Linked DNA regions of Homo sapiens: region 2 is linked to region 1. Evidence: chromatin contacts called from ENCODE Hi-C or POLR2A ChIA-PET data. All regions are on one chromosome and are shown on one strand. Each heading gives the region's core, a stretch centred on a gene start or an enhancer-like site at or near the end of the contact. The rest is flanking DNA. Distances are from core to core; before and after follow the strand shown. Region 1 holds the start of TRIM21 (tripartite motif containing 21). Region 2 holds the start of LINC02749 (long intergenic non-protein coding RNA 2749).

Region 1 (2,724 bases), core at 121-2,620:
CGAGGTGGGTGGATCACCTTAGGTCAGGAGTTCAAGACCAGCCTGACCAATATGGTAAAACCCTGTCTCTACTAAAAATACAAAAATTAGCTGGGAGTGGTGGTGGGCACCTGTAATCCCAGCTACTTGGGAGGCTGAGGCAGGAGAATTGCTTGAACCTGGGAGGCAGAGGTTGCAGTGAGCCAAGATTGTGCCATTGCACTCCAGCCTGGGTGACACGGCGAGACTCCCTCTCAAAAACAAAACAAAACAAAACAAGGCATAAAATTAATGGCAAAACAATTAATGTCAAAAACAGTAATTACTTTTGCACCGATCAAACAGTTTGTTGAATAAGTTTATTCCTGTTCTGAATAACAAGAACTCCTCCATTGTTTGGTCCATTGATCCAGTGAGACAGAAGGAGAAACTGAGTCCCTAAAAGAGGGAATGAAAATTGGCAAGAACCTCATAAAGCTGTTGACAGTTCTACTCTCATCATGTCCATTCCTGCTTAAACCCTCAGTGCTCATCCATCTCCTGTCGGGTACCAACAGGCCTCCATGTTGCTGAGAAATTATAGCTACTTTTTACCATGTACCTTCCATGTGCCAGAGATACTTCATGCTTTGAATATATCTTCATTAATCCCTCCTATAACGGCGGAAGTCAGTTGCATATATGTATGTAGGTGTATATGTATGTATACACACAGAGTAACAGGAACCGTGGCCAGCACTCCCTGGGCTCTTTTCTCAGCTGCTCCAAACTTAGTTTAGTTCCTGACAACACTTATTCTAGGACAAAGAATAATTCTGAAGGCCTATACATTTCTGGTTGAACATCCTAAACAGCCTGCCCCTCTCACCTCTGGAGGACTTTTGGACCTGGGAGTCTCCAGAATTGCAGACCTCCCCGACACTGGGCTCCCTACCCTCCTGGCTAGGCTGTAGTCCTGGCTATCCCAGCCACACCCAGCCGTCATCCTAGGTCAGGTGCCAGCATGGGGGCAGCCGGGCCCCTTCCCCTTCTGGGTAACTCCACAGTCACGTCCACAACCCAGCCTCCTCCCAGGTAGGGGGCAGCCGGGCCCCTTCCCCTTCTGGGTAACTCGGCAGTCAGGTCCACACCCCAGCCTCCTCCCAAGCAGGGGGCCAGCACCGGAAGCGCAGCTGGTCTTGGGTTGAGGGATCCCTGGTGGGAGAAGGGGCAAATGGGACCGGCTCAAGGATGGAGACTGGAAGGGGCTCTGCAACCCTGGGGCAGGGGAGAGAGGTCCCCTAGGAGGGCAGGGGTCCCTTGATCTAGTGGGGTTCACTCACCTTTACAGGGGACTCAACGCTGGTAGCCAGCTCCCTATTTCACTTTCAGTTTCCGCTCAGAAGCAAGTCTGAGAGGAAAGGGGAGGGAGGAGGAGGAGCCGTGGGAGGAGTGAGGGAGGAGCAGTGGGAGGAGCAGAGCCTTGAAAGGGTGTGTGGAGAAATGCGGCTGAGAAGAGAAGTCAGAGTTGAGCTGGGGGAGGCTTCAGAGGCTCTGCATGCCCAGGAGGCTTCTCTGAGACTGGGAAGGAGTGGAAACTCAGTAGCCCGTGGTCCTGGTTGCGCGCTCCCTCCCATGTCTTCATTATCTGATTTGGTAAAATATCTACAAGACGGGGGAGTCCGGGCTGCTTTCTTTGACACTGGTCATCACTCCACACCTAGACGCTATGTCCATGTCTGGAAGATGCTTTTAAGGAAGTTTTGATGCAGAGAAGAGTGGCCGGTGCTCTTCCTCGCGTGCCACCATCTGCTTACTTCCAGAAGCTAATTATTTTCATGTGACTGATGTGACTAATATTTTTTAACGCCTGCAGGTGAGTGATTTATTTCGCATGACCCCAAGGTGAGTGTCCCACCAGTGAGTGGTGAGAAGGAAATTGACATTTGACAACCAACTGTGTTCTTGTCACTGAGCTAGGGACATTCTCAGGTTATATTATTTTTATTTTTAATCGTAAAAATATAGAACATAAAATTTACCAAAGTAATTTTTTTAATTTTCAATCTTGTGTGTCTATAGTAGGTGTATATATTTGTGGGGTACATGAAATATTTTGATACAGGTAGAGCATACAATCCGTAATAATCATATCAGGGTAAGTGGGGTATCTATCCATCACCTCAAGCACTTATCATTTGTGTTATATACAATCCAGTTATATGCTTTTAGTTATTTTAAAATGATAAATTATCATTGACTGTATTCACCTTGTTATGCTATAAAATACTAGATCTTATTCATTCTCTCTCATGTATTTTTGAACCCATTAATCATTCCCCACTACCCTTCCCAGCCTTTGGTAACCATCATCCTCTCTATCTTCATGAGTTGGATTGTTTTAATTTTTAACTCCCACAAATAAGTGAGAACATAACAATTTGTTTGTTTGCCTGTGTTTGGTTTATTTTACTTAACATAATAATCCCCAATTCCATCCATCTTGTAGCAAATGAAAGGTTCTCCTTCTTTTTATGGCTGAATAGTGCTCCATTGTGTATGTGTACCACACTTTCCTTATCCATTTATCTGTTGATGGACACTTACGTTGCTTCCAAATCTTGGCTATTGTGAATAGTGCTGCGATAAACATGGGAGTGCAGATATCTCTTTGATATACTGATTTCCTTTCTCTTGGATATATACCTAACAGTATTTCTTCTGGGTATATACCTAGCAGTATCCAGTAGGATTGCTAGATTACAT
Region 2 (2,724 bases), core at 95-2,594, 210 kb before region 1:
GTACAGAGGCAGGATACCACAGTGGGTACCAGGACAGGCCCTGCCCCTGGCTGCCTGGGTTCCAACTCACTTACTATTAGTGTGGTCTAGAGCAAGTCACTTAACTGCTCTGTGCCTCAGTTTCCTCCTCTGTGCAATGGGGATAATGATAATGGCAAGCACTTGCGTAGCACTTGTAAGGGCTTTCTTTTAAGGATTTTACATCTATTACTCATAGGATCCTCAGATTCTGTGTCTTTTTTCCTCAGATGGCCATAATACCTGGGTAGCTTTAAGGAATAAATTAGTTAATATACGGAAGGCACTTAGAACAGTGCTTGGCACATAGGCAACGCTCAGTAAATGTTAGTTATTCTTATTCAGCACCACAGAGTGGAGTCCCAGGAGGCTACAGACAGAATTCCTAAAAATAATGAAGATGATTATGATAACACTAGCAACAATAAAACATGCCCTCATAGTTTTACAGCACTTTTTAGGATACAAAGACTCCCACAGCTATTGTTTCATCTGAGACTGAGGAGACAAGTGTGTCTAAAAGTGTACACAGAAAACACTTTTTAAAAAGACATTCTTATTAGCATCCTGTGGGATGTCTTTTTTAAAAGTGTTCTCTGTTCAAATAAGTTTGGAAAACACTGAATCAAACCAAGTTAAACACTTTTCTTCTTGGAGAGACTCAAGCTCACTAAACGTTGTCAGACCCCACAAAAGCAGAGGGAAGTACAACATGCAGTGTTTCCCCAAATTATTGGGCCATGAAATCCTTTGTTCTGAGGAGTTGTGACTCCTGGAAGACACTTTCTCAAACACTGGGGTAGGCCGGGCGTGGTGGCTCATGCCTATAATTCTAGTGCTTTGGGAGGCTAAGTGGGAGGATCACTTGAGACCAGGACTTTGAGACCAGCCTGGGCAACATAGAGAGACCCTGTCTGTACCAAAAATAATTAAAAAAGAGAAAACACTGGGGTAAAGAGCTTTGGCTTTGTCACTGGCTGTGTGCCTTCAGGTCAAGTCATATGAATCTAGGCCTCAGTTTTCCCATATGTAAAATGGGAATAAACGTACACTCATGATGGGGCCATCAGTGTTGTAAGAACTAAATGAGGTCACTGGAGTAACGTACACAGCCTAATTCCTGGCAAATGGACAATAAACGTTAGATTATTATCGCCGTGACACCCCTATGAAATAACACCATTATTTTCCCCACCCAGATGGGGAGCTCAGTAGGTAGCTCCGGGGCCCTTCACTTTAGTGTGTCAGTGGAGCACCCTCACATCCCAGGCTGGGCGCCAGAGGGCGACTGGCTCTTTCCCTTCCCTCCCCATTCCCTTTTAAAGATGGATGAGGCCTCGGTTCAATGAGGGCCCCAGGCAGGGGACGGCCACACCCAGGTTTTTGGAGGGGCCGGGGAGGGCGCGTTCGGGGATGGCACTGGGAGTGGGCAGGGCTGACGCCCCTTTGCCCCCAGCCCGGTCTTCCTCTACGGCGACTTCGCCGCGGGGCAGTGCGGGGAGGCGCTCAGTGTAGAGCTCGTGGGGGCCTCCGCTGACAGCGGGGCAGGGACTGGGAGAAGGGCGGCGGCGGAGCAGGTCGCGGGCTGGTGCGGGGCCTGGGGGCACTGCCGAGCCTACACTGCGGCGGCCGCGGCGGCGGCGGCAGCGCGACAAGTTGCCATGGCCCGGCTGCCGCAGCTGCCCTCCCAAGGGTCTCGTTAGCTCTGCTTGGCCGGCCACCGCCGACTCGGCCCTAGGGACCCCGGCGACCTAGCAAACAGCCGATCCGCCGGGCGCTGACGAGGCTCGGGGGAAGAGGGCGGCAGTCCAGATGGCGCGCAAGTGAGTGCCAGGCCGCGAGGATTTGCCGCCGGGACCCAGGGCGCACTAGCTAGGTGCGCCGCCCACCCGCGGCCTCACGGGGGCGCCCGAGTCCACTGAATGAGCCCGGCGGGGCCGACAGCAGCAGTCGAGCGCGGGTGCGCCACTCTGACCGCCGCTCGCTGGTCTCATTGCCGGGGCCTGAGCGGGGGCTGGGGTGGGTGCCAACGAGGAAAGCACAGTTGATCTGCAAGTTAGTGGGCGGGGAGCCAGTAGGGAGGGACTGCGGAGCCGCGCTGGTCCTGATTCTTCCTCACTCAGCTATTTTAATAGCAATGAAATCTTGAAGGAGTGCTCTGAGGCTGATAGAGCTGTAGGAAAAGGTCTTGGGCGTTCAGATTTTTGGATGCTTCGTATTTTTCAACTTTATTATCTGGCAACAGTCTTTAAAACTCAATGACCAATTCCAGTTCTAGCCTTAAACCCAATTAATCCTTAACTATGAAAGCAGCATCCTAAAGTCTACTTTCACTTGTTAGCGGCATCTGTGGAAGTAGCCGAGGGTCTCAGGCAGTGCAGTAGCTCTCTGAATAGCCTCTCTTTCCTGAGAAAGGGAGCCTCAGCTGCTGTGCCCACCAGGCCTGGTGGGAGCGTGCGCTCACTGCGTAATAGAGCAGGGCTGTGCTTGTGAGGTCCCTTTGGCCCAAACTGTGCAGGATCTGCTGCCTGCCTTTCCTTTTTGTTGTATCGTTATTGCTTTGGCCCAGAAAGCTCTGATGCTACCTGCCTGCAAATAGCTCATCTTTACTCAATACCCGGGTCCTCACCCCTTTATACTGTGCCCCCTCTGGACTGTGATGCCTGATGCTTGTGTGGTCAGATTGCATTGACAAGAGATCTCTTC

The links. Hi-C counts contacts between places; a loop is a spot of excess contacts on that map. ChIA-PET counts read pairs that join two places held with the same protein, here RNA polymerase II (POLR2A). Pooled maps may share reads with other maps.
Region 2: a loop to region 1 is called in a map of PC-3, with 6 times the contacts of the local background. The contact joins the promoter of LINC02749 here to the promoter of TRIM21 in region 1. A Hi-C loop is called at or near these places in 13 of 168 maps with a recorded cell type or tissue (GM12878, IMR-90, OCI-LY7 and 10 more), 18 of 37 single-sample maps with no recorded cell type and 34 of 50 pooled maps. POLR2A ChIA-PET finds 5 or more read pairs at or near these places in 5 of 52 experiments (CD4-positive, alpha-beta T cell, HEK293, WTC11 and 2 more).

The regions. Positions count from the first base shown.
Region 1 is chr11:4,392,332-4,395,055 of GRCh38, forward strand. TRIM21 (tripartite motif containing 21) reads right to left here and starts at 1,371. Exons shown (of 7, transcript NM_003141.4): 1 at 1,302-1,371. RefSeq lists enhancers at 1,262-1,471, 1,492-1,551.
Region 2 is chr11:4,185,808-4,188,531 of GRCh38, forward strand. LINC02749 (long intergenic non-protein coding RNA 2749) reads left to right here and starts at 1,345. Exons shown (of 2, transcript NR_047550.1): 1 at 1,345-1,397. RefSeq lists a silencer at 1,840-2,029.